2 separate regions of the Homo sapiens genome follow, and region 2 is linked to region 1. Evidence: read pairs that join two places in POLR2A ChIA-PET (ENCODE). Cell type or tissue: K562. All regions are shown on one strand. Links, peaks and the distances in the headings refer to the core of each region. The heading gives the core; the rest is flanking DNA.

What was found. Peaks named below come from ENCODE experiments on the same cell type or tissue, not always from the same donor. Only the 100,000 strongest peaks of a DNase experiment are listed, where the experiment ranks them.
Region 2: POLR2A ChIA-PET joins it to region 1 with 5 read pairs; 8 of 35 experiments call an interaction of 5 or more read pairs at or near these places.

The regions. Positions count from the first base shown.
Region 1 is chr3:129,611,324-129,620,716 of GRCh38, reverse strand. It overlaps LOC124909431 (a long non-coding RNA gene), which reads left to right and starts at 4,916. Exons shown (of 2, transcript XR_007096079.1): 1 at 4,916-5,017. RefSeq lists enhancers at 5,497-5,791, 7,103-8,024, 8,025-8,947. In K562, for the core only: no CTCF peak of the experiment used is centred there; a DNase peak (open chromatin) is centred at 5,666.
Region 2 is chr3:129,667,148-129,676,540 of GRCh38, reverse strand. It overlaps TMCC1 (transmembrane and coiled-coil domain family 1), which reads left to right. Exons shown (of 7, transcript NM_001017395.5): 5 at 5,277-6,211. Among named protein-coding and RNA genes, the nearest start is that of PLXND1, 65 kb to the right of the region's middle. In K562, for the core only: no CTCF peak of the experiment used is centred there; no DNase peak of the experiment used is centred there.

The DNA.
Region 1 (9,393 bases), core at 3,466-7,465:
CGCTTTCCCCTCTGCTTTTTGTTTTGGAGACAGGGTCCCGCTCTGTCACACAGGCTGGAGTGCAGTGGTGCGATCATAGCTCATTGAACTGTGGACCTTCTGGGCTCAAGCAATCCTCCCACCTCAGCCTCCTGAGTAGCTGGGACCACAGGCATGTGCCACCTCGTTCTGCCTCCATGTTTTTTTTAACAGAAATAATACATATTCTTTGAGGAAAACTTAGAAAATTCAGACACAAAAAAAGAAAAACTTCAAAACTGGCTGGGTGCAGTGGCTCACGCCTATAATCCCAGCACCTTGAGAGGCCAAGGATGGGGATCACTTGAGGCCAGGAGTTTAAAACCAGCCTGGGCAACATCACGAGACCCCCGTCTCTACATAAAATTTTTAAAAATTTAAAAACAAACTCTACCACCCCCCAGCCGCCCTACCCTAGACTAGAGGTCATAACCCAACAATGCTCCTGTGGGTCTGTCCTGTGTGGTCCTGCCTCTCCTTGGCCCCATGTCCTGGGTCTGCCCACCCTCGGTGGCCAGGCCTCAGGGTGCCCATCTAGTTGCACAGCCCATCCAAGCCCAGATCCTTTTGAGGCAGAGGTTTCCCAGCTCTGGCACCAAAAGGGAAGTGAGAATGGAGAGGCAGCAGTGGTGGTGACATGGGTCCAGCTGAGGATGTGAAGGTGCCCCTGAGCTGGGCTGCCCGTGGCTGGCCTGCACCGCCTCTTTTCTGGGATGGAGGCTCCCTGGGTGCTGCTCCCCTGCTGCCCGGCCAATTCTATCCTTGGGGTCCCTGGAGCCCCGGGTTGTGATGCAGGGAAGAAGAGGGACCCTGGTCCCCAGAGACTCCCCTGAGCCCCCTGCCCAGGCAGCCCCTGGCTTTGACTCAGTCTGCCCAGCCAAGCCTCTCGAGTGAGGATGGGGAAATTGAGGCCTGGCGGGGAAGGGGAACCTGGCTGGCCCTGTTTTCAGATAGAGACTGAGCCAGGACTAGAACCTTGGCCTGGCAGGTCTGTGCCCCCTTCCCTGAGCCTGCTCCAGACTTGGTGGTGGCTGCCTCTGGAGCAGTTTTGGAGTCCCCTGGGCCTCCTGTACCCCCTGAGGCTTAGAAGCCAGAGAGATCTCCATGACCACACAGAGCTGGGTTCAAGGCCTCTCTTTGGCCTTCTGGAAAACGGGGCCAGGGAGAGCCTCTGCTCATGTGCTCATGTGGACAGTGAATGAGATCACAGCAGGCCCGGCCTGTGCAGTGGCCCAGGACGGGTGTCCACTGGGTTGGAGGGTTTGGGCTGGAGGCTGTTCCTGGTGGGCCCCAGGTGTGGCAGGACAATGGGCCTGGTGGCTGCATCTGTGCTGACGAAACCGGCTTCCGCAGGGGCCCCACAGGGCTGCCTGTTTTGCTGGGGAGAGGGTCTTCCCTCCTATCCTCTTCCTCTAGGCCTCCTTCCTGCCACCCTGGGTGGTGGTCCAGCCTTCTGTGCAGGTCTCAGCCGTCTCGCCCATAGTGCCGGCGGCCGCCTGCCCCTGTTCTGACTCACTTCCTACTTCTGGGAGCTGGAAATAGCCTCCCCTGGATGGTGGGACAGGCCGGGGGCTCTACCCCCACCCTGTGCTCACAGGTGGAGGAGCATCCGCCTGCAGTGTCTGGCCCTCAGGTCCCAGCGGTGGACGGGACAGAGGAGGACCCTGCCCTGTGCCATCTGCAGACGTTAATCAAACGACACAGCTGCCGTGCAGAGCACATGAGGACGGCTGAGCCACCGGGGCAGGCGGGGTGCAGCCCTCAGCCGGAGGACCCTTGAGCTGAGCCGGATGCATGGGGTGTTTATGGGCTGGGGGGAAGTACAGGTGGTCGCAGGCGAGGGGGACGGTAATGACGAAGGCCTGGTGGGAGGCAGTAGGAGCGCAGGTATGACTGGAGTGGGTGGGGCCGCCATGGAGATGGGAACCTGGGCTAAGGGACCTGGCTTTACCCTGAGAGCGTTTGCAGGACTTGAAGTTGGAGAAAAACAACACAACCAGATTTGCAGCTTGAAAATGTCCCACAGGAAAAGTGATTTGAGGAGAGGAAGGGAGGAGGGCAGCAGAGAGAGGAAGTGGGAGGGGAGGTCCAGGCGGGAGGTGACGGCTCAGACGGGTACAGTAGTCTTGGGGCTAAAAGGGACAAACTGACTAGGGGACTCGGGGACTTCTGGGCCTTTAGTACTCAGAGTCTAAGCAGGGGTGATTGGGAAGCAACCTCTGGACAGGTGGGAGGAAGGGACGGGGCATCCAGGTGCCTCCCGGGTTCTGCCTTGGGCAGCTGGGTGGGGTGGTGGACTGGGGACATGCAGGGTGGGACTGTGGGGGATCTCAGCCTCGGTTTAGGACACTTACTTGCATTTGAGCCTCTAGCCCTGCCACTGCCACAGCCCCCCATTCACATTTTGGGGGACACACATTGGGGTGGGCGGCAGGCCGCGGGTGACAGAACACCATCTACAACTTACAAGGGATCGAGGAAGACACTGACGTGGGCTCAGAAGGCCCCAGGAGCTGCCACCCCCAAGGCCGCAGGACTTGTTGGTGAAAGGATGCCCTCCTCTGCCTGACCACCCTCATGGTTGTCTCACCTGCCTTCCCTGGGGTCTCCTGCCTCTGCCTCCCCCTCCCACAGCATCTCCCGCCATGTGCTGAGACAACAGCTCCCAGCCCAGCACCCTCCTCGGCCCCCATCTCACTGAGGGTGCCTGTCAGGGTCCTCACAGTGGCCTCAGGAAGCATTAGCTGCATTGACTCCAAAAGTATGTTTCCACCTCAGACCTCGTAGTCTTGATTCAGCCATGCCCTGGGGGCTGTGCCAGGGATGACTGGGCTCCTGTGAGCCGCCAAGGTGCAGCCTCACCCCAGACTTGCAGATGGGAAAAAGGCTCTGTCCAAGGTCCCACCGTGCAGAGGGGCAAAGCTGGATTTGAACCCAGATCCTTCTGGCTCCACAGCCTCCTATGTTGCATGGGGACCCCAAAGTGCCTCCTCCTGCCCGCCAGGGGCTGTGAGCTGGGGGAATGGAGGTGAGACTGGCATGACTGTCCTGTACATCTCATCCCAGCTAAGTCACGTCCTCCCTGGAAAACCTGTATTTTAGAGACACAAACCCTTCTCGGGCCAGGGTGTGGGTAGCCACCTTCCCTGACAGGTGGGTGAGTGGCAGGTGGGGATACCGCAGGAGGCCAGGGGAGAAGGTCAAAGCTGCCTCCCCGTTGGCTGCCCTGGAGGCTACACAGGAGTGGGCACCAGCCCAGAAGATGTTGGGAGGACGTTCATTCATCTCCTCTCTCATTTGTTCCTTCATGTGTTCATTCACTCTCGTGAGCCTGCTTAGAGTTTAACCTTCTGCCTAGTGATGGGGGGACATAGGTATGTTCCCAAAAGACTTAGCTCTTCAGATGCCTCCTGGTTGGCAGAGGAGCCAGAGCAACAGAGACAGCATCACCTGGTGTGGGTGCTTGGATGGTGGGAGTCCAGGGTACTGTGGGGGTAGAGGAGGAGGAAGCCTAACCCAGCCTGTGAGAGCTGAGAAGGCTGCCTGGAAGAGGAGCAGCCAGATCCAAATCTTGGAGACACCAGGAGACTTATCCAGGGGGAGAAGGCAGGAGGGAAGTTCAGGGGCCTGGTAGGACTGAATCCCACACTGACAAGGGGACTCGGGGACTTCTGGGCCTTCAGGACTCAGAGTCTAAGTAGGAGTGGGGAAGTCACAGGGGAAGCCACAGGGGAAAGAGGGTGGCTCATCCCGAGATACCCAGCTGTCGTTCTCGTAAGGCTGCTCTTGAGTAAGGAGGGATGATGTCACCCAAAACTCCCTAAAGAACTGGTCCCAAGTTCCTCCGCAGAGAGGACTCTGGCCAGGGAAATCCAGAGTGAGTGTTACTCACAGGCTGGGCTGCCCTAGCTTAAGGGCTGATCCCCCCAAGGCCAGAAGCTGGACCACTCAAGGTTGGAGGCTAGACCACCTCAGATCAGAGACTGGATCATCCAGGGCCACCCAAGGTCAGGCCGAGGCCTCCAAAGCAGAGATCTGGCTCTTGGAGATTGACTATAAAATCGCATGTTTCATGAAGAAGCCCTCATTCAGCCACAGGGCATCAGGACCTGTCAGAGGCCCTGACAGAAAAGGTCCCGATAGCCTCCAAGGCCCAAATCCCCAGCGTGAACCACAGACCCTGGGCCCCGGCAGGCCTTGGCTCCCAGCCACAGCCCTCGTGCAAGTCCACTCCATCAGCCTGTTGCCCATGCAGACCTTGGCTTGTACAGCCACCTCCACCACATACCAGGAATTCCCATGTGTGTGCATGTGACCCCAATATGCACCCCATGCACACGAACACACATTATACCCCTCCTCACATGCACGGCACCCCATCTTTGCACAGACCACCCCCTCATGCCCACATGCACACACACAATGGGGTATCCCTGAGACAGGGGCTTTCACAGGCTGGTACAGGCTGTGCAAGAAGCTCACTACAGGGCGGGACCCCTAATGCCTCTCTCTTGGTGGCTGGGAGCTGGGCCAGTGTGCTGCGGCCCATGTGCTGTGGCCCCTGCCCTTCCTGGACAGCTCTGGGAAGGTTCTTCCCCCTTCAGAGCCATCAGCCTGGGGTGGCAGCTTCCACTTCTGTGAGCGTGCACAGATAAACAATCCCTGTGGTGGCTGCCAAGGGGAACCCGCACCCAGTGGAGCCCCTGTGCCCAGAGGCTGGGCTGGTGGTTGGGACCCTCTCAAAGTTAACACCCCCAAGAACGAGCCCTGGATCCTCCACCAGCCTGCTGCTGGCCTCTCACCCTCCTCTGCTCGCCTCTCACCCTCCTCTGCTCTGCCCACACGGGCCTCTGTCCTCCAGGGCTCCGCCCTTGCTGTGCCCTGCCTGGAAGGCTCTCTTCACCCTCCTGACTCTGCTGCATCCTGCAGATCTCAGCCCCAGGGGCCCGAGGAAGATGGGCTGGAGTCCCCTTGGGAGAAACTTTTCCAGAACCACCTGGTATGGCTCCTTTGTAAGATGGGTGGCTCTTTGTGGTTGTGTAATTATTTGAGTTATTTGGTTAAAGATTATTTGCCCCCTGGGGTAGGGCTGAAGACAAGGACCATGCTTGTGGGCTCACTATGATATCCCAGTGCCTGGCACATAGTAGGTGCTTAGTTAAGGGTTCTTTCTGAAGGAAGGAGAAAGGAAGGAAGAAGGGAGGGAGGGAGGGAGGGAGGGAGAAGAATGACCCTCAGTGTTCTATTCCGCCCAGGGTTTTGCTTGTGTGTCATGAGATGAGGGACAGGACCCTCAGAACTCCACCAGGAATCAGGTGTGAACGGTCACCTTGAGGGCCAGTGGGTGTCCCAGATGAGGCAGGAGGTGCAGGAGGGCTGATGTGGCCTGCTCTTATGAGGGGCAGTCAGTAGGGCCAATGGACAGTGGGGACAGGGAGGTCGCTTTGGCAGCATCTGCCTGGCACTGCCCAGGGAGGGGGTCTCCAGCAGCCAACATGACCATCCTGCCTGCTGGGGGGGCATGTCCTGGGGTGGTGCTGGCAGCCATCTGCCCAGCCCAACATTTATTAGTAGTGATCGTGTGTTCCACCCTGGAAGCGCTCCCAGTGCACTGGGGAAGTCACGTGCCCTCGCACTGGGTGATATGAGGTTTGATAGGAGGAGCTCTAAGTGGGTGGAGGAACTCCTAATACTGCTTTGAGGCTCAAGGAAGTCTTCTCAGAAGGTCTTTAGACTAGGTCTTGAGGGAGGCCTAGGAGTTCACTAGGAAAGACTTTCCAGAGAAGGTGAAATTGGGTTGGGTCTTGAGGGATACAAAAAGTTCACTCAGAAAACAAGAGAGGAAACACCTTTTCTGGACACTGGGTTCTCTCTAGGGGCTCATGTAGGCCATCAGACCAGTAAGACCACAGTATTCCGGGACCCTGCTCACCCATGCCAGCCTCTCCTGTACGCCCTGTGTGTGACCGTATGGGTGAGGGCCCCTCCACTGCCCCATCCTAGAGCGGTTGGGATTGTGCCAGTGTGGAGTGTGCTCGGCACACAGCAAGTGCTTGGTCGGAGTGGGCTCTCAGAATCGTGCAGCTGGTCCGAGGTGGGGCCATGTCTAGGGTCTGCAGCTTGCATACTCGTGACAGGCACTCACCCTGCTGCAGGCAGCCCTTCCTTCTCCAGACCCAGCAGCAGTTTCAAAAGATGAGTGGGGCCTTGTCAGTCCCCACTGAGTTGGCTGGAACCAAGTGGTGAGGTTGGGGCCACTGGAAGGGAAAGGCCTGGTCGGGAAGCAGGCTCACCTGGATTTTAGCTCACACCTGCCCGGCCTCCCTGAGGCTTCCAAGGATGGCTTCATTCCCAGCCAGGTCTCTCAGGAAGCATGGAAGGTGAGAAAACAGTTCTCAGAAGTTTACTGGGGCATAAAGGGAGCCAGGAAGCCTTACAGGGTGGAAACGGGTCTGAAGTGGGGTGTATGTGCCAGCCCAAGACTTAAGAGAACCCCTTGGGGCCCATTGGCACTGGGGCCTGGGGCCATGGAGACTCAAGTTCATTAAGAACAGGACTCAGGCCGGGTGCGGTGGCTCACACCTGTAATCCCAGCACTTTGGGAGGCCGAGGCAGGCAGATCACGAGGTCAGGAGTTCGAAACCAGCCTGACCAACATGGCAAAACCCTGTCTCTACTAAAAATACAAAAATTAGTCGGGCGTGGTGGTGTGTGCCTGTAATCCCAGCTACTCGGGAGGCTGAGGCAGGAGAATCGCTTGCACCCAGGAGGCAGAGGTTGCAGAGCTGAGATCGCACCACTTAACTCCAGCCTGGGCGACAGAGTAAGACCCCGTCTCAAAAAAAAAAAAAAAAAAAAAGAACAAGGAATCTGGAATCCAGGTTCTACCACGTACTAGCTGGTGACCTCAGGCAAGTCACCTCACCTCCTGCCTCAGTTTCCCTACCTGTAAATAGGTATGTTCACGGTAGGGTTATTGTGAGGTTTAAATACATTAATATATGCAAGGTGTTTAGAACTGGGCCTAGCCCATAGAAGGGCACTAGAAGTGTCCGTTGTTTTGGTACCTGCTATGAAGCATAAGCTCATGCACTTGCTCTGCAGGGGTGGGGGTCGGGGGGCACTGAGGAGGCTGAGGTACCTGGGGGAGCACCCACTAAGTGACAGACTCCAGGGAGCCACTGAGGAAAGACCCAGCCCCTGCTGTCAGCAAAGACCAAACTTGATCAGCCAACTCTATTGGAAGCCAGAGGCCTCATCTCATTTTGCAGAAGAGGAAATTGAGGTCCAGAGGAGGGTGCAGGTCTGGAGGGGGCAGGAAGGGTCTTGATGTGAAGCCCTGACGGGGGCGGGGGCAGAAGAGCTGGCCTGTGTGCATCTGATAAAACACGAGCCAGGCCTGCTCCGTCCATCCCGAGGGCAGGGCAGGGAAGCACTGGGAAGTCAGAGCTGGGGGATAGTGGGAGCAGCAACGCCTCCCCCTCCAATGATTGGAAGCAAATGTCACTGACTATTTGCCATGAGTCAGGGGCTGGCTAAATGTCCTACAGGGATGACCTCATTTCATCCCCACAGTCTGCAGAGGCAGTGGCTGTCATACCCATTACACAGGTGTGGGAATGGAGGCCTGGAGTGGGGAAGAGACTCACCTGTCACACAGGCAGCACGAGGCTGGGATCTGAACCCAGATCCAGGGCCACAGGATGATGACTCCACAGCCTCGACTGGGGTGCCACCTGCCCCTCACTGGGCTCCACCCCTGGAGAACAGGGAACAGCCAGACCTCAGTGAAAATCCCAGCTCCAACTTGGGCGGCTCGGTGGCCCCAGGCAAGTTGCTTCCTGTGGGGCCTCAGTCCCCTCCTCTGTAGGTGGGCCTCACAGTCCCTCCCTTGTGAAGACGGCCTTCATCCTGGATTCTCAGTGACGTTGTACACGGCCATAAGCCCGCCCCATGTGCTCCTGCTGGCCTGGCTGTCTGATCTGCCCCTGTGTATTCCCTCAGCCCTCCTGCCACGGGGTGTGGTCACTGTTGTGTCCCTAAGGCAAACAGTAGGTTCTCACTCAACATCCACTGGATTAGTCATGGTCAGACAGACACCGGTTCAAATCCAGGACCAGGGCCTCATCTCCTGAGCCTCAATTTATGCACCTATCAAATGGGGTCAGCAGCACAGCTGTTTGATGGCTTTTATAAGGACTGGCTGGCAAATGTTTAACACACAGAAGGTGCTCAACCCACACAACGCCCAGTCCTCATCAGCCCTCGGCTTTCCCTGCTCCTTGTAGCTCCTGTCATTGGGGATGTGGTCATTAAGCACCTACTGTCTGTGCAGGGAGCGCCTGCCTCCCAGCCCACTCAGGCGGTTGTCGCCTGGAGATGGCAGCCAGGGAATGTGGGTGGGGGCCCCCGCGGCGGCCCTGCCCCTCTGAGGCTTCTGCTGGACAGAGGCCTCAGTGTGGAGCTGCCCGGGTCCTTTCACGGGCCCAGACCCATGACTGGACGTCTGAGAATGCCGCCCATTATCCAACTCACAGAGCACAAAGGGGCCATGCGGGGGCTCGGCAGGCCAGGCGCCCCCAGTGAGCACACGGGGCTCCGGGTCCCCACCCCGGCCCATGAGTCCCCTGAGCACAGAGGGCAAGGACCTGCCCAGAGTCGGGAGAGGGCGTCGTTCACATGCAGGAATGAGAACCATTTCCTCCAGCCCCACGGGGACACAGAGATGAGAGGAACCACCCTGGGGGCTGGGTTTGAGGGCCAGGGCAGGCCATCGCTCCTGGGCCCGGAAACCAGACCTGGAAGGTCGCCTCCTCCTCCAGAAGAGGCAGAGAGGGAACACTTCAGGGGCCAGGAGGGGCCCCTAGAATGTGAAGGGTGGCAAAGCCTCGAGGTTTCCCCAGTGGCATCCACAGTGGAGAAGCCACAGCACTGCTGTCTGGAAACACGGTCAAGAGGGGTACTGTCTCCTGTCGGTGCCACCACTGGAGGGTCAGCCCGCCCCTCCCGAGCCACACTAGTGGGGCACGATGGCAAAGACAGGAGATGCAGTGTGGAGGGGCAGCGGGGCAGGGCTCACTTTGCCACCTGTTTGCTGTGTGACCTCGGGTGGGCCTCTAGGCCTCTCTGAGCCTTAAGTGTCTGTGCTCAGGAGGAGAGGGGAAGGAATGATCACGCAGGCCCTCGAGACCCTTGGGTGGGTGATTAAAGGAGGTGATCTCCCTGATAATCATCATCTGGGTGGAGGGAGCCCTCCTGAGGGGTTCAGAGGATAGGCTGGAGAAGCCCACATGGGAGCTGAGGCTCTAGGGCAGGAAGTCAGCAGACTTCACACTTCATGATGACACACACATGCCCCATCCTCACAGCGGCCCA
Region 2 (9,393 bases), core at 1,748-5,747, 58 kb before region 1:
GTTGAGGTGTTGCTGTTTAGATTTTCTCTTGGGTTGTTTTCTGTCAATTAATTCAGATCAGTTAATAGATAAATTTAAGTCTGACAAACTATCTCTTAATATTAAGAGATACAATGCAGACAAAGCAGCATAGTCTGTTACAGCAACAGATCAGAATTGTGGCTTCTGACCATATCCCTAGCTTTTTAGCGCATTGCCTTGCATATAATAAACAGTCAAAATATATTTAACTGACTGATTTTTACCTTTTTCTATACAAATTAATTACAAATTCTAATATCAGCTGTGAATGGGCAGTATTTGCTGCACTGATGCTCTGGACTCTGACAGGAGAGTACAAAAGCCCCTCAGGATATGGTCAGAAAAAGACACCCTGTTGAGTAGCTGGGACTGCTGCTGCTTTCCTCATCCTGCCTTGTAATAACTGGTGGTGGGAGGCAATCAAGTCATTTGTAAATTAGTGATAACAACATCTGTAATTTTTTTTTTTTTTTTTTTTTTTTTGAGACAGAGTCTCGCTCTGTCGCCCAGGCTGGAGTGCAGTGGCGCGATCTCGGCTCACTGCAAGCTGTGCCTCCCAGGTTCACGCCATTCTCCTGCCTCAGCCTCCTGAGTAGCTGGGACTACAGGCACCCGCCACCACGCCCAGCTAATTTTTTGTATTTTTAGTAGAGATGGGGTTTCACCGTGTTAGCCAGGATGGTCTCGATCTCCTGACCTCGTGATCCGCCTGCCTCGGCCTCTCAAAGTGCTGAGATTACAGGCGTGAGCCACTGCGCCTAGCCTGTAATGTTGTTTTTAAGATTGGAAGGTTAGCTAGCCAAGTGTATAGCCACGAGGCCAACTATATCTAGCATAGGTGACTATATTACTTTTATTGTAATGTTGAATTACATTATTCCTTTGGTTCACTCTTTACGTATCTCTTGTTCATGCCTGAAATGTGGAAAGATCTTGGACGGGAATATATTCTAGGAACTCTTAACATTTAAATTTTTTAAAAGAACCACTTTCATGGTACAAAAACAGTGCTAACAACTTACTCAGTGCCAGGTATTGTTCTAAGCCCTTTTATATTTGTTGACCCATTTCATCCTCATAATTGTCTTCTAAAGTGAGCATTAGTACAGTTGATGAAATGGATGCGGAGGTTAAGTAACTTGTCTAAATAACTTGCTAGTAGCAAAGCCAGATTTGAACCCAAGCCATTTATGCCAGAATCCATGCTTCACTACTGTACTATATGGAGCCAGACTCAATCTTGTTTGTTGGATTTGTGCCTTTCCTTGTATATTTAAGAAAAGCCTTCCTTATTTTGCAGTGCTGCCTTTGAAAGGTTTTTAAATTTTGCCTTTTACATTTGGGATTTAATTGTCTATCTGGAGTGAGTTAGAAACCTAATTTTATGGCCGGGCACAGTGGCTCACGCCTATAATCCCAGCACTTTGGGAGGCGGGCAGATCACTGGGGGTCAGGAATTCAAGACCAGCCTGGGCAACATGGTGAAACCCCGTCTCTACTAAAAATGCAAAAAAAATAGCTGGGTGTGGTGGCGTGCGCCTGTAATCCCAGCTACTCAGGAAGAGGCAGGAGAATCGCTTGAAGCCAGGAGGCAGAGGTTGCAGTGAGCTGACGTCGCGCCTTTGCACTTCAGCCTGGGCAACAAAAGCAAAACTCTGTCTCAAAAAAAAAAGAAGAGAAATCTAATTTTATGTTGTTGTATATGAACAGCCTAATATGCCAGCAAAGGCTGTTGAAAAAGGGAACCACTTTTCAGTTGGTGCCTTCAAAACTCATAGCTAAGTGCTAAGTATTAATGCCTAGAGCATGGAATTCCCCTTTAAGGACTTTGTTCCTAACTCAGAGTATATCACGACTGTTTTCCTCCCCTGTCCTGTGATTCTGTAGTCCAATGTAACTTTCTCTTTCTTTCCTCCTTTACTCTCCCTCTGCACCCCACTCTTCTTCTTCCTCTCCTCTGGTTTTTTCCTCTCTCCTTCCCTTTCTTTCACTCCATCATTCTCCTCTCTTCCCCTCCCCTTATTTCCCATTTTCTCCCTCCTTTAAAAAAATTGTTTCTGCTAGAATTGGGAGGAGTTCCAGTAGTCCAGTGATTCATGGTTTCAGGTGTTAAACTACCTTACTGCTGAAGCTATGGGTTAGTTTTTTTAGAGGCTGAAGACGTTGGGTTCTATCAGCTATACTCTTGCAGGCATGTTGATGATTCTGAGTAGGAGCCAGGACACACTATGGCTCCAAACAGCCCAAGTAGGACGGAAGTCAGATTAAAGACAGCCTAGTTTATTTCTTCAGTTACTACATAAGGAAATAAAATCACATCTAAAATGTGATCACTTGTAAATATGGGGATACATTCTGAGGAATGCATTTAGGGAGTTTTGTCAAAGTGCAAACATCGCTGAGTGTGCTTACACAAACCTAGATGGTATAACGCCTGGGCTATGTGGTATAGCCTATTGTTTCTAGGCTACAAACCTGTACAGCAGGTTACTGTACTGAATACTGTAGGCAGTGTACCACAGTAGTGTTTGCATATCTAAACATAGCTAAACAGAAAAGGTACAGTAAAAATCTGGTATTATAGTCTTATGGAACCACTGTTGTATATGCAGTCCATCATTGACCGAAATGTCATTATGCAGCATATGACTGTATGTTGAAAGTTTAGTGTAGAGATTTTTTTTTTTTTTCATTTTAGAGATATAATCAAATACAATCATGGCTCACTGCAACCTCTGCTTCCCAGGTTCAAGCTATCCTCCCACCTCAGCCTCCTGAGCAGCTGGGACTCCAGGCATGTGCCACCATGCCCAGCTAATTTTTAATTTTTCTGTAGAGATGGGGTTTCCCCATGTTGCCCAGGCTGTTCCCAAACTCCTGGGCTCAAGCGATCCTCCCGCCTTGGCCTCCCAAAGTGCTGAGATTACAGGTGTGAGCCACTGTGCCTGGCCATAGCTACACTTCTTTAGTCTACAGATTGCATGTAAATATTCATATTAATATCAGAGAACCTAAGAGAGAGATAACTAGAGCATGCAGAAGCTTAGAGTCTTGGATCTAGTGACATTCTTATATTTGCTTTCCTTTATATTGTGGTATATTTTGAGCTTAATTATTAAACATAAATACTCATCAAGGTCAAGGATCTGAAATCTCATTCAGAAAGAAAATGCAACAATTGGAACCCTGTGCAACCTAGAAGACATTGGGCACTGAATAAAGTGGATTTCCAGGAGCTCTTGTTGCAACTCTTGGCACCTTGCTTATCTGGAACTCTGGCTGCTCCTCCCTTGTGCTGCGTCTGTCCATTCCACTGCTTGTTAGCATGCACCAAAAGATGAATTGGGCAGAAGGAGGAAGTGACACAAAACAGTTATTGTGCTAGTAACTATTCCAGATATTCTCTTTTATTCACTAGTGGTGCATAACGTTATTTTGTCATTAATTTCAGTATTAAATTCTCTTTTGATTTTATTTAAATGCACAGTATTTCTCATTTGTTCATCTAGAAAGAAGGTAGTGTTTTTATTCACATCAATGGTAATATATTGAATTCAATAATGAACTAAATGTGTTTTATGGCTCAGAGATCAGCATAGCTCCTGCTCAGATGGCAAACTGAGGTAATACATCCCAGATGAAAAAAAGAAGATGTTATCCCTAGGTTAATTATTGGCGTTTCATAAATATTTCAAACTTGGTGCATTATTGTCATGAAAATATGAGGAAGAAGGTGATCTTGTATATAGTTCTTTCTAGCAAATTGTTACCTGGTACAGATTAAGATGGGAACCAAGAAAAGGATTGTAATTTGGCACTTATACTGGGGATTTTTATTACCCTAAGAAGGTTATTTTATTACTCATTACTCATTACTCTGTTACTGCTTAACAGAGAGCAGGTTTGTTTTTTTATTTTTAGAGACAGGGTCTCGCTCTGTCACTCAGACTGGAGTGCAGTGGTGCAGTCATAGCTCACTGCAGCCTGGAACTACTGGGCTCAAGTGATCCTCCCACCTCAGCTTCCCTACTAGCTGGAACTATGGGTGTGTGCCACCATAACTGTGTAATTTAAAAAAAAAATGTGTAGAGAGGGGGTCTCACTATGTTGCCCAGGGTGGTCTTAAACTCTTGGCCTCAAGTGATCCTTCTCCTTTGACCTCCCAAAGCACTGGGAATATAGACGTGAGCCACTGTGCCTGGCCAAGAACAGTTTCTAGAGCCTTCTTCTTTGGGACCTATTCAAATTCACCACCACAAGCCACACCCAGGGATGACCTACTGAAGGATTTTTTTGTCCTGAATTTGGGAAACTTGACCTCCCCAAATTTAGCTAACTATGTTGAAGAGTGAACATTTATGCTTTTAAATCTGAGTATCTTGTCTTTTTCTTCAACTCCTTTGAATGGTTCTCACCCACATGAAAGGATTAAGTATACGTGCTTTGGAGTCCCTTGCCTAACAAAAACCTTTTACTGGATAAAGGTCACAAAATATGGGCTCCGAAAGACCTGATCCTTGTCCCTGACTTGTTAACTTAGCTCTTACTGTTCCTGTCCCTGAGTTTTCAAGTTTTCTTGCTCAAGGTTATCACCTTTGATTTGGTAACATTCATCTTTGCCACTTTCAGCAGTTACTTTCCCATCTTGCCTCCAACCATCTCCAGCTGCCACTTAAATATCCTTAGAATATATAGAATGATCCATCACCCTTGACATGATTTGGATAAAAATCATTATGATAAAAATTGCATTTTTATATCTAGCCAGTAACATACCTATTCTTGCCGACACATTTAGGTGACCATAATCTATAAGTGTGGATCAGAATTACAGTGATGTCTGAACACCAAAAGGGTTTTCATATAATTATATTGAAATGCAGATGCAACTTGTTTTACATAGATGTTCTTCTGAATAAAAATTATGTGTAAAGAAAGTGAATTAATTCATACTTTAAACCCACTAAGGGAGTGTTATTGTGTGAAGAAACACTGAAAAATCCTCTAGCAAAGGAAGAATCCCCCAGCTTATATCTTGTGCAGATCTTTTTTCATATATCTGTTTTGCTTAAAGTATACTTGTATGAGGGCAGTATGTAAGAGGGAGACAGGGCTGGCATAGGACAAGGGGGAATTATAGGTCAGTTATCTACTGAGATTTGAGAGTAGACACATTTCCAATACATTTTGGCCCATTGATTTTGAAGACGTAGTCCTCTTGGGCTTCTAACATGTACCTCTTGTTTTTACACTAGATCGAACGGTTGGAAGTAAGCAGCCTTGCCCAAACATCCAGTGCAGTGGCCTCCAGTACCGATGGCAGCATCCACACAGACTCTGTGGATGGAACACCAGACCCTCAGCGCACAAAGGCTGCCATTGCTCACCTGCAGCAGAAGATCCTGAAGCTCACAGAACAAATCAAGATTGCACAAACAGCCCGGGACGACAACGTTGCTGAATACTTGAAGCTTGCCAACAGTGCAGACAAACAGCAGGCTGCCCGCATCAAGCAAGTCTTTGAGAAGAAGAACCAGAAATCTGCCCAAACTATCCTCCAGCTGCAAAAGAAACTTGAGCACTACCACAGGAAGCTCAGAGAGGTAGAGCAGAATGGGATCCCCCGGCAGCCAAAGGATGTCTTCAGGGACATGCACCAGGGTCTGAAGGATGTAGGAGCAAAGGTGACTGGCTTCAGTGAAGGTGTGGTGGATAGTGTCAAAGGTGGGTTTTCCAGCTTCTCCCAGGCCACCCATTCAGCAGCAGGCGCTGTAGTCTCAAAGCCCAGAGAGATTGCCTCACTCATTCGGAACAAATTTGGCAGTGCAGACAACATCCCCAACCTGAAGGACTCTTTAGAGGAAGGGCAAGTGGATGATGCGGGGAAGGCTTTGGGAGTGATTTCAAACTTTCAGTCTAGCCCAAAATATGGTAGTGAAGAAGATTGTTCTAGTGCCACTTCAGGCTCAGTGGGAGCCAACAGCACCACAGGGGGCATCGCTGTAGGAGCATCCAGCTCCAAAACAAACACCCTGGACATGCAGAGCTCAGGATTTGATGCACTACTACATGAGATCCAGGAGATCCGGGAAACCCAGGCCAGACTAGAGGAATCCTTTGAGACTCTCAAGGAACATTATCAGAGGGACTATTCCTTAATAATGCAGACCTTACAGGAGGAGCGATATAGGTAAGTCACATGGAATTAATATCTGAAATTATTTGTGTAGGGTTCCCCTCCCTTTAGATATGGGGAAATGGCTTTTAAAAGTCTTTATCTTTCTCTAGAGTGTCCAGAGCACTTTCGGTATGTCATAAGACATCCACATGAGTTCCTGATGAAGCATTGCTGTAACTCTCCAGTCTTTCGTGCCAGTTTAGAACTTTAAAATGAAGTCCAAGCTTTCTAAAGTATTTCACCTATTTATTTATAATTATAAAACTACACAGTCATTGCAGCCTGTAACTGTACTACATTGAATTCAAAAGATCTGTAATTCTTAGAACTGTGTAGATATCAAAGATATCACCCAAGCAAAATGTAGTGACTTCTATAGGTATTTGGCCTTAAACACACATATCTGGGCAACTTGGTATAGAAAGATTAGACTGCAAACAAATCCAAATAAGAATGTTACCTTTATTATGAATTGACAAGTGTTTGAATGAGAGTGGACTTAAACATGAAATGGTTCTACAAGAGTTAGAAAATTCTCAAAGGGTTAAGTGCTTTGAATCATAGTCTCTGTTAAGGGTAGAAGCTGGTCTCGTTTTTGTGTTTAATATTACACTACATATTCATATTAGACCACTCTTGGCTATACTCTGAATATGTGTCCTTTCTCCTTGTTACCTTCACACGCAGAGAGAAATAATATTCTCGTCTGGAGAAATCCCATCTCTACTAAAAATACAAAATTAGCCGGGTGTGGTGGTGCATGCCTGTAATCCCAGCTACTCAGGAGGCTGAGGCAGGAGAGTCGCTTGAACCCAGGAGGTGGAGGTTGCGGTGAGCCGAGATCTCACCATTGTGTTCCAGCCTCGGCAACAAGAGCGAAACTCCGTCTCAAAAAAAAAAAAAAATTTTTTTCTAAGGATACATCCAAACTTTGTTAGCCAGAGACAGGCCACCTAATGCTGCAAATTGAGGACTAGTCTTATGGGAGCTACAGGTCAAGTTAGGCCTTGAAGGACCTGGGTTCTGGCCCTGTCCCGATTATTAACTAGAGAAAATCCTCAGTACTTCTACTGTAACATCAGGAGTTGAACAGATAATCTTTTAATATCCTTTTCACCTTTTAAAAATGTGTTTTTAAAAGTTTGCTTTTATAAGGTAATCTTAGGGTCTGAAACAAATTGTTCACATGTATAAATTATCTCTAAGAAGAGTTACAGCAGCAAGTTCGTTTCAGATGGTGAAAACTCTAATCAGTAATTCAGCCTGCCTCTTTTCTTACTCTTCTGTTCTTCAATTCTAACTTAAGACTTCAAGGGAGAAGACCAGAGAAGTGAGTGTGGGAGGGAGAAATAAAGTTCTAAAAGCAGATACTGTACATTACTATTTTTATTTAAGTGTTTTATAAATTCTTTAGTATGGCTGGGCACAGTGGCTCACGCCTGTAATCCCAGCAGTTTGGGAAGCTGAGGTGGGTGGACCACCCAAGGTCAGAAGCTTGAGACCAGCCTGACCAACATGGAGAAACCTTGTCTCTACTAAAAATACAAAATTAGCTGGGCATGGTGGCGCATGCCTGTAATCCCAGCTACTCAGGAGTCTGAGACAGGAGAATCACTTGAACCCAGGAGGCAGAGGTTGCAGTGAGCCGAGATCGTGCCATCACACTCCAGCCTGGGCAACAAGAGCAAAACTCCGTGTCAAATGAAAATAAAAATAAATTCTTAAGTATACTGAGAAGACAGTATCTTATTCAATAAGTGATATAACAGATATTCAAATGAACTCTAAAAGTAAAACACCTGTGTCTTTGTACCATATTAAACCTAACTCCCAAGTTCAAATTCCAGTTCTTCCCCTTACTAACCTTGAAAACCTGGGCAAGTTTCTTCAGTTCTCTTAAGTCTTGGTTTCCACATCCCTAACATAGAAATAGTAATAGTTCTTTATAAGATTATTGTGATATTTAAGTGAAATTATTTGGTTAAAGCACATAGCTCAGTGCCTGGCCCCATAGTGCTCTACTGATGTTAGGGGAACAGATGCTGTTAACCCCACTTAGAACATGAAGACATTCCACAGTCAGTTAAAAAAATTTTTAAAACCACACAAAACTGCCTACTTTGACTCCTCTATTTTTTGTTTTACATTGGTTTTGAGACAGAGTCTCACTTTATTGCCCATGCTGGAGTGCAGTGGTGCGATCTTGGCTCACTGCAGCCTCGACCTCCTGGGCTCAAGTGATCCTCCCATCTCAACCTCCTGAGTAGCTGGGACTACAGGTGTGCACCACCACGCTTGGCTCGTTTTTTAATTCTTTTGTAGAGACAAGGTCTCACTATATTGCCCAGGCTGGTCTTGAACTTCTGGGCTCCAGTGATCTGCCCTCCTTGGCCTCCCAAAGTGCTGGGATTACAGGTATGAGTCACCATACCCCGTCAACTCCTCTATTTTGAATGGATACCTTGTAGTTTTTAAATTGCCCCAGAGCTTAAAATTCATATAGAGCTTGTTATGTCTTCATGTCAAGATGTAGAAAGTCAAGATATGAGAAAATCAGAAACAGGTCTCTCAGGAGCCACCTTTGAATCCATTTAGTGTAAGTCGGAGACATAATAGGACAGAACGTTAGCTGCTCATTAACACCTCATTAGAAGAATTAAGTTCAAGCCATTTAGGAGGTAATGAGCAGTGCATTTCTTTCATTGCACTTTGGGTTCTTTCTAGTAGGTAAATGACTAGTTTTATGGAATGAAGACAGAACGAAGAAAACTTGAATTTTCAAAAAGAGAGTTAAAACCAGGAGGCAAGGAGAAGACATACTACGTAATCTGACTTGTTTTGTTTTCCCATTTCAGTTTTAGAATGACTTTTCCTTAAAACACAATCTTGAAGAAAGAAAGCCCTTTTTTTCCCCAAAAAAGGGAGTGGAAAAGTCACAACTATTGTACTTTATTTTTGTTGTTCCAATAATTCCCTGTATAAAGCAGATAGAGATTTCCCCTCCATTATATATGGCTTTATACAGTAAACATATTCATCTAATTTTGTTGATCTTTGAATGCTTTCACATAAATAAAATTTTTCTACAAATTGAAGTCTTTTTTTTTTTTTTTTTTTTTTTAAGAGTCAGGGTCTTGCTGGCCAGGCGCAGTGGCTCACGCCTGTAATCGTAGCACTTTGGGAGGCTGAGGTGG